2 separate regions of the Mus musculus genome follow, and region 2 is linked to region 1. Evidence: chromatin contacts called from ENCODE Hi-C or POLR2A ChIA-PET data. All regions are on one chromosome and are shown on one strand. Each heading gives the region's core, a stretch centred on a gene start or an enhancer-like site at or near the end of the contact. The rest is flanking DNA. Distances are from core to core; before and after follow the strand shown. Region 1 has its middle 78 kb from the start of Gm46567. Region 2 has its middle 26 kb from the start of Gm52263.

Region 1 (7,117 bases), core at 1,600-4,099:
AAAAACAAAAAACAAAACAAAACAACAACAACAACAAAGACACAGTCGTGAGCCTTGTCCCTCACTCCATCATGAAATGAAGATGGGACACACACCAGATTTTCTTTTTTCTTTCAGCTCCATTGGCTCAGAAGCAGTGCTAATGTAACCAGAGTTTAGGTTCTCAGGTGCTCCAAGGTATTAAATACTTAGCATTAAGTAGCATAAAAATAAATAGAAAAATGGTCAACCTGCAAAGTGCTAAACGTGATACTCTGTCTTTGCCTAAGTATATTATGAGAAATGAAAACAAACAAACAAACAAACCTGTCCTCTGAGGGAGGGGTTGTCTGTGGAGGCCAGGAGCCTAGGACCTTCCATGATATATGTTTAAGCACCAAATTAGAAAAGAAAAGAGAAGAAAAGAAAAGAAAAGAAAAGACCTCAAACATACATAGCTTCAATAACTCCATGATAAATGGTTCTTAATAAATTGGAGCTGGTTATTTCTGTCCCTAGTCTTGTCAAAGAAGAGGACTCTACTTTTAATCACATTCTGTTCCTGGAAATTCCATCCTAGGAAATGTTCTATTTGATTCTCCTAGTCTCCTGGAAGGGCAGCCAGCATGAAAGTCACAGGAAGGATAGAATAGGTATTTTGGGGGTGGGAGTGACATCAAACAAGAGTGGCAACAACTGGAGCATGATTAAAATCATCACCTTAGTAGGATACACAGTTTAGTAGGACATTTGGTCTAGTTGGCTTTCGAAGAATGAGGTGGTCGTTACAGCAGAGGTGACTCACTGAGCCCCATAGGGCAGTATTGAAGCATCACCAGGTTAGAAACCAGTTCCTTAAAATGGAGCTCACTGGGCTAGTCAAAGCTTTCCCCTCCCTTTACCTGGGCCCTTCTTTCGCCAGCACATCTTGTTCTAGAGTAAGGAATAACTATTACAGGCAAATTTTCTATTCCTCTGTTCTTCTCCCAACAGTCAGAGGAGCACCAAGTGCCCAGGACCAGGAGTTTAGCATCAACTGGCTCAAAACCAGGGACCAAATTAGAGATGAGTTTCCTCTCCAAATCTGAAGGGCCAGGGACACTCAGGAGCAGAGAGCCAGAGGCCAGTCATCAGGGGACTCACTGAGCCATGCCAATCTCAGCATTCCACAGTTTAAATACCATATTTAGACTTAAATGTTTGCTTTGTGAGCCAGGCTGGCCCAGGCTCCCAGCAGAACGAATGAAGAGATAGCAACAGACTTTGTTGGGAGTGGGGAAGTGAGGATATATCCAAATGTAGGGTGAGAGTCTTTCCCCTCATGTCCTCTGAGCGCTGTTGGTACTAGAACAAAGCCATTAGAATCTTTGAAAGGAGGCTGCTCTTTGGTCCCAGACCAGGTGGTGAACACTAGACAGGTATGCTGAGATCTGAGTGCAAACCTCCTGAGTGACCTGGGATGGTTTTCCTTAGGAAAAGGCCCAGAGGCCAGGCTCAGAATCACCTGCCTGCCATTAGCCTTGGAAGAGATCATCCCACAGATGCCATCTCTCCCCACCAACTTGGCAGTCTAGTCCTGTGTGAGAAGCTTAGGAGTTCTCTTGGATCAGATGAACTGCACACAACAGCTTTCTCTCTTCCTGCAGAGGGAAGCCAGTGACCCCCAAGAAAAGGACTGTGGCGTACCCCCTCACTCCTCTCCAGACACATAATAGCAGGCACAACAGTTTTCTTGATACTGCCCTTATATCTGCTCCTGTTTCTTAGGAAAAGAACTCAGGTCATTAGGAGAGGAGACAGGACTACATTTCCAGCCATTCTTGCGGCTAGAGTGGTCAATGAGATCCAAGCAGAAGTCCCAGGTGGTCTGTAAGGGGGCTGACTTATTGGATGGAGCACCATGGTGACCCTTGCATTTTGGCACGTTCTTTCTGGAAAGCACTGAGAAGGCAGGGGCTTACATGGTCATCGTAGTCCGTGAAGCAATAGAGCCAAGAGAAAGGCGTGCTCTAGGATGCTTGGCGATCCTGTGGACTGCAGCCTCTCTACAAATGTCTTCTTAGACATCTTTGCCAATTATGCCCCAATTTGGCAAAAGTCTCGGTGACTAGGATTTGGTTGGTCTAGGCCAAGCCGACTTCCCTACACATACTCAAAAGTGAGCCCCTGATGCCTGAAGACACACATGTGTCAGCTGTGGGCTAGGGGGTCAAGCTGATGCTAGGCTTAGCAAGGGCAAGATGATAAACAGCAAGCGTCTGTATTTGATAAACCGTGTCGCTTTACACATACCATGGACCCCTTGGGAAGCACTCAATCTATAGCCTGTTGGGGGAACTGACTAAATTAATTTAGTCTGTGCCTTAAAACAACAGTCTTAAAAGAAAGAAAAATTCACCTTAAATTAGGGATCAGTTTGAGCCTTCTGGCTCTGAGCTAGGAGCCAGAGATGCCCTGGAGGCTGGGGGAACAAGGGGGGAGGAGAGTGGCTTCTTGGGCAGCCTCTTTCAAGTGTCTCCATCTTTGGACCCATAGGGGGCACTAAGGAACTGTGGATTTTGTCTCCTTTCTGGCAGAGATTTGTGTTAAGACCTCAAGACCTTCAGTCATCCCTAGAGGAGCTGTGGGAGAGGGACAAGGGCTAGCTTGGAACAGCACTAGGTTCTAGTAGGTGGATTGAAGCCTCTCACCTCCCATCATGCTTAAAGATCTAAAATGTTAAAAAAAAAAATCTGATTCAAAAGTCCGAAGACAAAACCACTGACCCTTCAACCCACCACAGGGACAGCTGGACGCTTTCCTCCCGACCCCCATCTTAGACTAGGAAGAGGCCTGGGAGACCACTCATTTGGCAGCTGAACACAGGAGGCCCACAAGACTAAGTGATTAGCACAAAGTGAAGCCAGTCAGAAGCCGCTGCTCTGGGACAGTAATCTTCCTGCTCCAACTCCCAGTCTAGCGTTCTACACCCCCCCCCCGCACCCCCCTCCCCAGGCCCTCCACTGCCTGGGCCACATTTGTTTTCTTTTCCGGGCCCTGGGGGACTCTGGCAGGGCTGGGGGTCTGATGTGAACTGGAATCTGTTCAATTTCACCTCTCATTGCGCCTGCCAGCTTGCCAGCTCCGCTGACGGAGGCAATTAGAACCAGACATCCCACAAGGGCATTCCAGGAAGCTCTCTTAAAATTCCACAGCGGCTGGGGACTTGCCTTTTCCTGCAGGGATCATCTGGTGTGTAAATAGCAGCTAGTTGTGTAAGACAGGAGATGGGAGGATGGATCACGCGCATGCACAACACACACACACACACACACACACACACACCCACACACACACACACACACACACACACACACACACCTCCCAATACACATTCATCCAGACAGAGAAACATAAATAATCCCAGCAACCCTATTACTTTTAACCTCCTGAAGGGAGAAGTTAGGAATTTACAGGCCTCCCCGGGGAGCATCTAATTGCTTGCTTCCGGGGATGGCTGCTGTGTTTGCCTTGGACGGTGGGTGGCAGGGACGCTGAGGATCTAGGGCAAGACATCCCAGGCTCTCTTCTACCCCCTGCAGATGGCTATTCCCCCACTCTCTCCCCTGAGTTCTCAGGGGTAGGCTTATAGGGGTTGGAGGTCAGTTTAGCTAATACGGAGTCATATATATCTACCCGTGGTCTCGATGAAGCCACAAAGAGGAAATGGTAACGTGAAACTCCGACTCAGAAGTTGTCCGTTTCCTCTAAACCCACTTTAAACCCCAGCATTGGAAGCAAGGGCCCTGGGGCCTGGGGCCAACGGGAGCCCTGTTTCCCCAGCTTCCAGTTTCTCCCTTGTCACTTGAAACCTTGCTTTGGCCAACAATGTGCTACTGTGTAAGTAGACCCACAGAACCTTTTGTGGAAGGCACTGAGAAAGGGCTTAAAGGTATGGGGAAGACAGCTGGGGAAGTTATGTCTACTTCCTCTCACCCTGGGGGTGGGGGGTGCAGCTTCTCATAGGGACTTAGCCAAGGCTAGAGGGAATGTCCTTCTGTCGTGTCTACATTCCCCGAACTGTAGGGCCCATCTCTGTTCCTCAGCCTGGGGTGCTGTCATCACCAGAACACAGCCCCTCCCAGCCCCTCCTCTAACACTGGATATTGGCGTAAATATCATCTCTGAGTAGGAACAAAACAATTCCTAAGAACTAAACCAGCGTTTGATTACCACGAGGTTTAACAGACAAGCCGACCAACCCAAACAGCCTTTACAAATATGTCCTGGGTTTGGGGATGAAGTGGTGACTAATCACCAACCCATGGGTTTAGGGGTGTTTTCCTTTTGAAACAGGGTCTTCACTGTGTGTCCCAGACTGAATCTTCCTTCCCATCTCACACTCCCAATGCTGGGGTCACAGATGTGCCACCAACCCTGGCTCCCGATCCTGCATTCCGTGACATGTTACTGATTGAGTTTTCCTCGCTGCTTTCCGTTTTCCAGTGATCCGTATTTCATGACATCTCTTAGGTCTCTGTCTGTGTTCCAGATGCAGCTGGAATCACCAGACCGGCACTCAGGGCGGGGGAGGGAAGGGTGAGGATTCATTGAGCCAACTGGCTGGTGGTTTTCGTGTTGGGAAGGGAAAAATTGATTTATCTGCTCACTCGACTCCAAAGACTTAACTAATGTTGAGTATTGTGTAGGGCATCGAGGAGAGGGTGAAGGAGGAGAGGGACATAAGACTTCATCACGAGGAATTCAAACTTAAGGGCTGGTGTGTGCCTCTAACTAACTCTAATATAGAGACCAAGTCCTACAAGGGAAGGAGAGATGTCTTGAGGTCAGGGCAGAGGAACTCACTTCTGCTGACAGTGAGCAAGGAAGGGTTGCTGGAGGCAGTGACACTGGATCTCTGAATTGGTCTCTGCCATGCAGAGATGGGTGAAAGGACAATTCAGTGTGGAGTGACAACAGGGGAGAGAGAGCGAGGGTTGGTTAGGTGACCACAGAGGGTCACATCGGTTGGTCACACTGATTGGAGTCAGAAAGAGGAGATTGAGCATCAGGCTTGGAGAATCTGTTTTGACTTCTTTCTGAGTGGACAACACAGGGGCACATCCACCCTTGGGAAAGGTTGGCAGCAGAATGTGCAGGGTGGACAAACATGACATCCTAAAGCATGGGACAGGGTCATGGAGTTGGCCTTTCTGCTCTATTATCTAGAGCTCTGTCATGTGAATGTCATTCTTACTCCTTCAGCATGAATCTGCATGCTCTCAGAGAGAACTGTAGTGTCCTGGGTTTGAATGGGTCTGAATCAACAGCGATCCTCAGTAGGACAGAGACCACGTACCCTTCTGAAGCTGGGTGCCCTTCGAAGTCAATCAGCTTTGTTGCTGTTCGACAATATTTGTTTTTAGTTTTATATTTATGTGTGTCTCTGTGTGTATATATGTGTGTCCATGGAGACCAGAAGATGGTACTAAACCCCTTAAGCTGGAGTTGCCAGAGTCTGTGAGCCACCTGATGTGGGTGCTCCAACCAAAGCTAGATTCTCTGGAAAGCATCCAGTGCACTGCAACTGAGTCAGCTCTCCATCTCAGCTTTCTGCTTTTACTTATGTAATTAAAATATGTACCTAGGTATACGTAATAGCAATTAATGAAAAAAGAGGGCATAGGGGCTGGAGAGATGGCTCAGTGGTGAAGAGCACTGACTACTCTTCCAGAGGTCCTGAGTTCAATTCCCAGCACACACATGGTGGCTCACAACCATCTGTAATGGGATTTGATGCCCTCCACTGGTATGTCTCAAGAGAGTGTACTCACATACATAAAATAAATAAATAAATGTGTGTGTGTGTGTGTGTGTGTGTGTGTTTTTTTAAAGAGGGCATAAATTTGAAGGAGAGCCAGGAGGATTTGAAGGGAGGGAAAAGAAGGGGGAGATGATGTAATTGTATTAGAATCTCAAAAAATAAAAGAAATATTTTCTTTAGAAAATTGAAAGGATAAACTTGAAAAGATTGTTAAAACAAACAAACAAACAAAACAAAACAAAACAAACAAACAAAAATAACAAAACAAGATGAAAACCAAAGAGGTTCATAGAAACCGTCATCAATCCAACATCTAGACCAGTGGTTTTCAACCTTCCTAATGCTTTAATATGGTTCCTCATGACATGGTGACCCCCAACCATGACATTATTTTTCCTGCGACTTCATAACTGTAATTTTGCTACTGTGATGAATCATAATGTAAATTATCGGTCTTAGGTAACCTCTGCAAAAGGTTCATTTGACTCCCTAAGGGGTCGCGACCCACAGGTTGAGAACCTCTGGCCTCGATGGTGGTTCTATGTCCCCCTTGCTGCTCCTCTAGTGGGTGGTTATTTATCAAACCTCTCCAGTGATGAGAGCTCACTTCCTCATGACGTAGTGCAGGTACAGGAGAGGCCTCACCGAGAGAACGGGATAGACTCTCTCCCGTAGGTACAAACTGCACCCCCCACTCCTGCCCATTTGTGCTCATTAACACTGAGCATTTGAAGGGAAACCCCCTCTTTCTAGAGCTTGTGAGTGTCCCAGATTCCTAAGGTCAAGAGCTGTTAAAAGTGCTTACTGCTCATGCAGAAGACCAGTTCATTCCCAACACTCACACTGCCTATAGTTCCAGTTCCAGGGTCCTTATACCTCTTCTGACCCCTGCTGGCTCCTACACACACACACACACACACACACACACACACACACACACACACACACACACACATAGCCCACATAATTTCATACAGGTCCAGACATACTCACATACACATAGATAACAAAATAAATACATAGTGATATGATTGGTTTGAGGACCACCGTTCAGCTTCCAAAGCATTGTCAAGGGCTTTATTCTTCTCCTGCTCACCAACCTGGTGTGAACAACTTTGTATTTTGTGTGTCAGGAAGCACGCTCCCTACAAAGGCTTGCCCCAGGTTAAGTACCCAGTTAAGGTCAAAGGCAGGCTCCTTGTCCCATTTCTTCTGATGTCAAATCCTGGACTTCTAAGTAAACTAGGGAACGAGGGTGTCCTAGTTAGGGTTTCTATTGATGAAATGAAATGACCAAAAGGCATTATTCCAGCTCGCACTTCTGCATCGTATGTA
Region 2 (7,117 bases), core at 2,946-5,445, 180 kb after region 1:
CTTGTCGAAACAGGTCTGCAGCCTTTCCCACGCCAGGTGCAGGGAGCCTTTGAGTTCGTGCTAATACACTGGCTGGCTTCCCCAGCCCAACCAATCCATTACTCACGTGAGAAGAATGTTCACTGCATAGGGAGGAAGTGGGAAGCCCGACCACAACTCAACTCACACACAAAGAGATCCTCTGCTTCTCTCAGCAGTGACCTAAGGCATCCAAGCAGCCAGTGCATCTTCAGGATGGTCCCCAGGAGAATTGGGCAGTACAGTCATAGCTAGTCCCTAAACAATTGGGGTTATGTTCTGGTAGAGAGCTGTGGCAAGGAGGATGTCTTAGTTAAATTTCCTGTTGCAGTGACAAAATGCCCTTGACAAACACAACTTAAGGGAGAAAGGGTTTATTTTGTCTCACAGGCCAGGATTTAGTCCATCATGGGAGATAAGCAAGAGCCTGAGGCTCTGCTCACATTGTGTCCACAGTCAGGAAATGAGATTGGTGAGCACTTGTGCTTGGCTTCCTCTTTTTCATACAGTCAAAGATCCCAGCCTAAGGAATGGCACCGCCCACAGTGGACAAGTCTTCCTACCTCAATTAACCTAATCGAGTTAATCCACCACAGGCATGCACAGAAGCCCATCTCCCAGTGATTCTAGATCTGTCCAAGTAGACAGTTGAGATTAACAATCATAGGCATGTTGGGTAACCACGGAGACCAAGAGTCAGACCAGAGGCTACAGGCTGCCACCGGGTGTGTGGTGCAGTCATGTACTCAGTGAGCCTTGGGCATACTGGAGTCCCAACCTGCCTCATGAAATCTTCCCAGGGCATGTCCTTATAACTGAGCAGGGGTGTCCTGAAGACAGTCATGGTGAAGGGTTCAGACTTCTATGACCCCTCATGGGAGTTAAGATGCCCCTCCCTTCCTCCTCCTGCACCTGACTTGTACCCAGCTGTTCCTTGGCATCTAAACGCATTGGTACTCTCCTGTTCCCTTGTTTCTCTAAACCCTTACTTTTGTTCACATCACCCTTGCCTCCTTTGAAAGTGTTAGATGGTTATACCCATCTGAGAGGCCACCTGCTCAGCTGAGAAGGATGTGCCTAACCTGTCTCTACCCATGCTCTCAAGTCAAGCCTTGGCTGAGTGGCTGTGTTACCTTGATTGGCACCAGTGATGCCATGGAATGTCTTCACCCATGAGGAGATTCAGAAAGCCTGAAAGCAGGAAGTTGTCCCGTCAATCTGTTTGTCCTCAGTGTTTGTGCTAATAATGTCTGTCATCTGTCACATAGCCACTGTCCAGCTGTTGTGGAGTCATGGGGTAGCACAGAATTCTGTAGGGTCACTTTCATGATTTGTTTTCCTGAGGCCTCAAAATCTGAAGCTTGAAAAGAAGGGCACCAAGAAAATGTCTTTATGCTAGAGTCTGAAAGACAATAGTCAAAATAGTCAAACTACAGAAATGGACTGAGGACTTTATAATCATAGAAGATGGAGGGGGGAGGAGGAGAAAGAGGAGGGGGGAGGAGGAGAAGAAGAAGAAGAAGAAGAAGAAGAAGAAGAAGAAGAAGAAGAAGAAGGAGGAGGAGGAGGAGGAGGAGGAGGAGGAGGAGGAGGAGGAAGAGGAGGAGGAGGAGGAGGAAGAGGAGGAGGAAGAGGAGGAGGAGGAGGAGAAGGAGGAGGAGGAGGAGAAGGAGGAGAAGGGTGGAGAAGAGTGGAGGAGGAGGAGGAGGAGGAGGAGGAGGAGGAGAAGGAGAAGAAGAAGAAGAAGAAGAAGAAGAAGAAGAAGAAGAAGAAGAAGAAGAAGAAGAAGAAGAAGATGATGATGATGATGATGATGATGATTATGGCTGGAATCTACTACCGTATCCTCTCCTCTCCCCAAAGAACTAAATATATTTGGCTAATCCTGTTGGGCTACATATCTCTCCACAAAGCAGGCAACAGCCTGTTCCATGCAGCTCAAGGATTACAGATTTTAAAAGGAAAGAGAGGAAAGAGGTGAAGATTGATGTGAGAACATGGGAACTGAGCAGAGGTAGCATTCGGGAGGTAAAGAGAAGGCCCAGAGGCTTCATGATAAAAGTGCAGAATTGCAAGAGACCCCGCAGTTTTTGCTAGAGAGGAAGAATCAAGTCTATGGAGGTGCACTGTGTGCACAGGGTTTAGTACAAAATCAGGAGGCAGTACAAGAGAGCATCTTTGAGACATAAGGCTGAGTCAGTGAGCCTGTGTTGTGTTAGTCCTCTGGTGAGTTTCCAGCCCCTCCCCCACGAAAAAAAAAAAAAAGGACATGGCCCAAGATTTATAAAGAATATACCCAAAGCATTCTGTGCGCTTCTCAAGGCAGAAGGTAATTGTTACGAGCAAATCTACACAAACTCTTGTGCCAAGATCAACAAGTTAAAAATAAAATAGAAATAGGAAAAGAAAAAAGGGATACTCATCAGAAACCAGAATGGTCCTCCCCACTCCAGTACATCCAGAGGGAAGAGGAATGGACGAGCCGCAGGCATTCTCCTGTGGAGCTGGAGCCAGCAAGGCTGTCCTGAAAAATGCTTCCACCCCACACTGAGGAACCCCTGGAAACCGGTCAAGCCAATATTAGGTGGAAGTAGATGTTAACTCTGTAAAATTAAGTCCTCTAGGACTTGGAGATCTAGGCTCACTCCATATATCTCAGAATCACCTCCATGAGGTCTCGTCATATTGTTAGCCAGCCCCTGCCCCATCACTTCAGAGATCTTGATACAACTTTGCTACATCAGCCAAATGTTTTCCCTAGAGAGTAGAAGAAATGACAACAGGGAAGGTGAGCAAGACCTAACAGAATTAATGGTTCCTCTGGTACACAGAGATGAGTCTGATGTTCCAAACCAAACATCCCTGCTCCTGTGACCTTCTGTCATCTGTGTTCCTGTCGCTTGCTCTCCTGGCTAAGGTCCGGGAGATATCTATGGTCAGAATGAAGTTATGATAACCGGAACCAGTGTCATTCAAACTGACACCATATGGCAACAGTGCCGCTAAAGCTGGGTCCTCATGCACATAGACTGAAGTGTAACACTCTTGGACATATGGAAAGGGACTCCTGATGCTACCTGTCACCTTGTCCCCAAAGCCAACTGAAAACATTATGTTGCTCCTAATGCAAACACACAGTGGGCAGGGGATGGTAATCAAGCCCCAGCAGCTGTAGTCTCTCTCCAGAACCACCCTCTGTTCTCCCCCCCGACCCCCCCCCCGAAATTCTGATTCTGACTGGGATGAGATATAACTTCCTCAGAGCCTTTCCATCATCTGTAGTTCTCAGTATGGATGGCTCTTCACTCTCTGAAGGGAATCTGTATTCCAAAGACACTCATCATCCCCAACGCAGGAGGCTTTACAAGACTCCGTGGAAGTCTGGCTAAGAGGCACCGAGGAAGCAACATTACATGCTGGTTAACAGACTGAGGATCCCACTTAAGCAGGTCCCCCCAACTACATACAGTATGATGGCCTAATCCCTGGGCCTCCACAGCCCAGCCTACCATTCCCCTACTTCTCAGGAATTCCACTGGCATCTCAGAGTGCAGCCATGAACCAGATTCTTCAAAAAAGGCAAACAGTCTGGAGGAATTAGGAAGATGTAGCTGCATAAGAAATTGGCTCCTGAAGCTGCTCCCTGGCAGTGGTGGTGCACACCTTTAATCCCAGCACTCAGAAGGCAGAAACAGGCGAATCTCTGAGTTCCGGGCCAGCCGGGTCTACAGAGTGAGGGGGAAAAAGGCTCCTTTTATCACTGTAACATCGAACACTGCATGGAAGATTAAACAGGTCTGTTTACTGACATAAACGGGCCTGGCATTATTTAATTGTCTAGATGGGGAAACTGAGGCTCTGAGAAGAGAATGTAAATTATCCCCATTGATATAGTTAGCCAGAAGAGGGGTAGATTAGAATTAAAACCTCCAATTGCTGTCTGATGCTTTATAGTAGCATACTCGCAGTTATAGCCCACCACCACCCCTGCCTCAACTCCCAAGTTAACAGGGGTTCCAAACAGCCCTTGTCCTGTAGCTCTACCCCTGAACCCATGATGGCGCAGTGACATCCTGCAAATAAAGAGGCCCCAAAGAACAGACAACCACACCCTGGGACACTCCAGGCGCTGCTGACTCAGGAGGAGCATTCCCACGGGTGACCACAGCCTGCTCCAGGCTGTTGCCCAGGAGACAAAAGAATCAGCACAGAGCTGCCTGCCCTGCCCAGACTCTCAGGGCAATAGCTTTAGCCCAGAAGCTGGCAAGCGCTCACCACTTGGGTGTGACTCGGCGGGGTGCCCGGGCCGGCAAGCCTGTCCAGGTCTCCATTCCTAGTAACACACTCATGCGTGTGGGAGAAGAGTCATCAGCCCAGCTGCAGCCCAATCTCCGCAGCTGATTGGAACAGGGGATGTCAGAAATCTTCACCAGACCGAGCCTTTTTCTGTGAGGTTACTTGAATGTGAGCTTTAATGCCATTCTTTCGAAGAGTTAAACAGCAGGCTCATAGATGCATCCGTGTTCTAAACAAGCATGTCTTCTCATCCACACTAGGAATAGGTGCCATACTCCTCCACCCTGGGGAGACAGTCCTGTGGTCATTACTGAGCGCAGGTATGTGAAGCAAGATGGAAAGGCTCCAGAGAAGACCAAGCAGCCTCCCTTCAAATCCTACTCTTCTAGTTATTTGTTTACTCACTTATTTATTATGTACTTACTTGTTTGTTTTTGAGGCAGGGGTTTTCTGTGTAGCCATGACTGTCCTAGGAACTCACTCAGTAGAGTAAGCTGGCCTGGAACTCACAGAGATCCACCTGCCTCTGCCTCCTGAGTGCTGGGATCAAAGGCATGCACCACCATGACTTGGCCTGTTCTCCTTTCTAATAGCTGTCTGACCTTAGGTACAGAAGTTGGCATCATCATACCTAAGCTTGCTTGCTTGCTTCCTTCCTTCCTTCCTTCCCTCCCTCCTCTCTTCTCTCTTTATATTTTTTCTCTTATTTTCTTTTTGTTCTCACCCACTACTGTAGTAGAAGCTTATGCACAGAATATGGGAATACCAAGATCAGGGATATAACCTACATCATTTCAGAAAGAGACAATTATTGATCTTCCCTCTTTGTATTGAGAGCACCAGGTGCAATCAGCCAGGTCTGGTTCACCCTGACCCCAGGTGCAGAGCACATGCCTGTGCGAAGCCTGGAGTCTTCCAATAGCTGTTTCAGGCAGAGTTCAGGCAAAGACCCAGCAAAAGGGAGGTTGGCTTGGCCTGCCTGTCCCTTGTAACCTCTCTGCTTTCTCATCTGTGACTGGAGAATGCTAATACTCAACTCACTGAGTTACGATAGTTAATAAGATGGTGTTGTCAAGGTTTGGATAGTATGATGGACCTTCACTGACAACCAAATTGGATTAAGGACACTGGTAAGCCACATTCTCAGAGATGCCTATGAGAGCATCCAGAAGGGATTAATGGAAGGAAAAAAACCTGTCTTTAATGTGCATAGCACTGTCCCATAGGTCTGTGCCCTGGACTAAATAAAAAGAGAAAAAGGAGAAGGCCAGGTAAGTGCTGAGGGATTCTCCTTCTCTGTCTCCTGGTTCATTAGACGAGAGCAGACAGACTTTTGTTCCTGCCTATATACCCTTCCCATCAAAACAGACTGTGCCCTCGAACCATAAGCCAAAAGAAACATTTCTTCCTGAACTCAGTTCTTAGCAGGTATTTTGTTATAGCAACAAGAAAGTAACTAATACTGAAAATTGGTATTGGCCTGTGGGGTACTTGCCAGGATAAACCTGACCCTGTGGTTCTTAAGCTCTTAGAACTGGTTTACAGAAGGAATGTGAAAAAATTTAGAGCCTCAGAATAGCAGAGCCCTAGAATGCCAAAGCAGAGGTTAATGGGCCATTCTGGTGGAGTGTGGGAAGGATACCAGAATCCTGAGAGAAATGCAAGCCTCGCTCAGGAGGATTCTCAGAAGAATAAGGAATCTATTGGGAACTGGACTAGAGACGATTCATTTTACATCTGGTAAATACTACAGATATGGCTGGCCTGTGTCCTGAAAAGATCATGAACTAAGTTGTTTGACAGAGAACAATTCAAGACAGTATGACATTCAGCTACAGCACCGTTACTGTTCATTGTGTTCCATCAGATTTACAGGGAGAATTCAAGGGAGAAAGATGAGAAATGTGAGGTTTGGTGAGGCAAGAAGTGTGAACTTGTGTGTGTGTGTGTGTGTGTGTGTGTGCGCGCGCGCGCATTCATGTTTGTTTATATCCTGGTGTGGAGTCAGAGGGCAACTTGTGAGAATCAGTTCTATACTTCTACCATGGGAATCAAACTCAGGTCCTCAGAGTTGGTGGCAAACCTCTTTAACCACTGAGCCATCTCACTAAAAGGTACAGACAAGGTGGGCTTGAAGAAGAGTATCTGTAAGCCGGGTGGTGATGGCACATGCCTTTAATCCCAGCACTCGGGAGGCAGAGGCAGGCAGATTTCTGAGTTCGAGGCCAGCCTGGTCTACAAAGTGAGTTCCAGGACAGCCAGGGCTACACAGAGAAACCCTTTCTCAAAAAACAACAAAACAAAAAAGAAGAAGAAGAAGAAGAAGAAGAAGAAGAAGAAGAAGAAGAAGAAGAAGAAGAAGAAGAAGAAGAAGAAGAAGAAGAAGAAGCATCTGTACTTAGTACTACTAAAGAGAAGCCAGAGTTGGCAGTGAGAAAACAGGAAAGGCTGGAAAGCTGCCTTGAGGGCAAGACCCCGTGCATGGAAAGTGTGTAACAAAGCAAACGCCTTTGAAAAAAGACTTCCAATTGAAAACAGATTGAACAGAGAGCACCAAAGGCATCCAGCTGTATCAGAGCCCCCTGGCAATGTATTCTCCACAGTCAGCCAGGAAGACACTCAGAGACCACTGGAGCTGTGATGCAAGGGGGGCAGACTGTTACTTGAGCAGACAGCAAGAACTTAGTATCATTCACATGATGACTGATTTTCATAAATGCAAAAAGCAAGATTGAGGGGTCAAAGAAGCTTACACCAAGGTTCCGGGAAGCTGTTGAGGCCAGGGACAAGCAGCAGGGCTGGA

Evidence for each region. A loop is a pair of places that touch in the nucleus more often than their neighbours do. ChIA-PET counts read pairs that join two places held with the same protein, here RNA polymerase II (POLR2A).
Region 2: a loop to region 1 is called in a map of Patski, with 4 times the contacts of the local background. The contact joins two enhancer-like sites. A Hi-C loop is called at or near these places in 2 of 37 maps with a recorded cell type or tissue (Patski and regulatory T cell). POLR2A ChIA-PET finds 5 or more read pairs at or near these places in 1 of 5 experiments (Patski).

What each region holds. Positions count from the first base shown.
Region 1 is chr16:29,731,978-29,739,094 of GRCm38, forward strand. No RefSeq gene overlaps it. Among named protein-coding and RNA genes, the nearest start is that of Gm46567, 78 kb to the right of the region's middle. Within about 2 kb of position 2,850, at least 2 of the 3 ENCODE cell types and tissues checked have a DNase peak (open chromatin) inside an H3K27ac peak, as active enhancers do.
Region 2 is chr16:29,911,281-29,918,397 of GRCm38, forward strand. No RefSeq gene overlaps it. Among named protein-coding and RNA genes, the nearest start is that of Gm52263, 26 kb to the left of the region's middle. Within about 2 kb of position 4,196, at least 1 of the 3 ENCODE cell types and tissues checked has a DNase peak (open chromatin) inside an H3K27ac peak, as active enhancers do.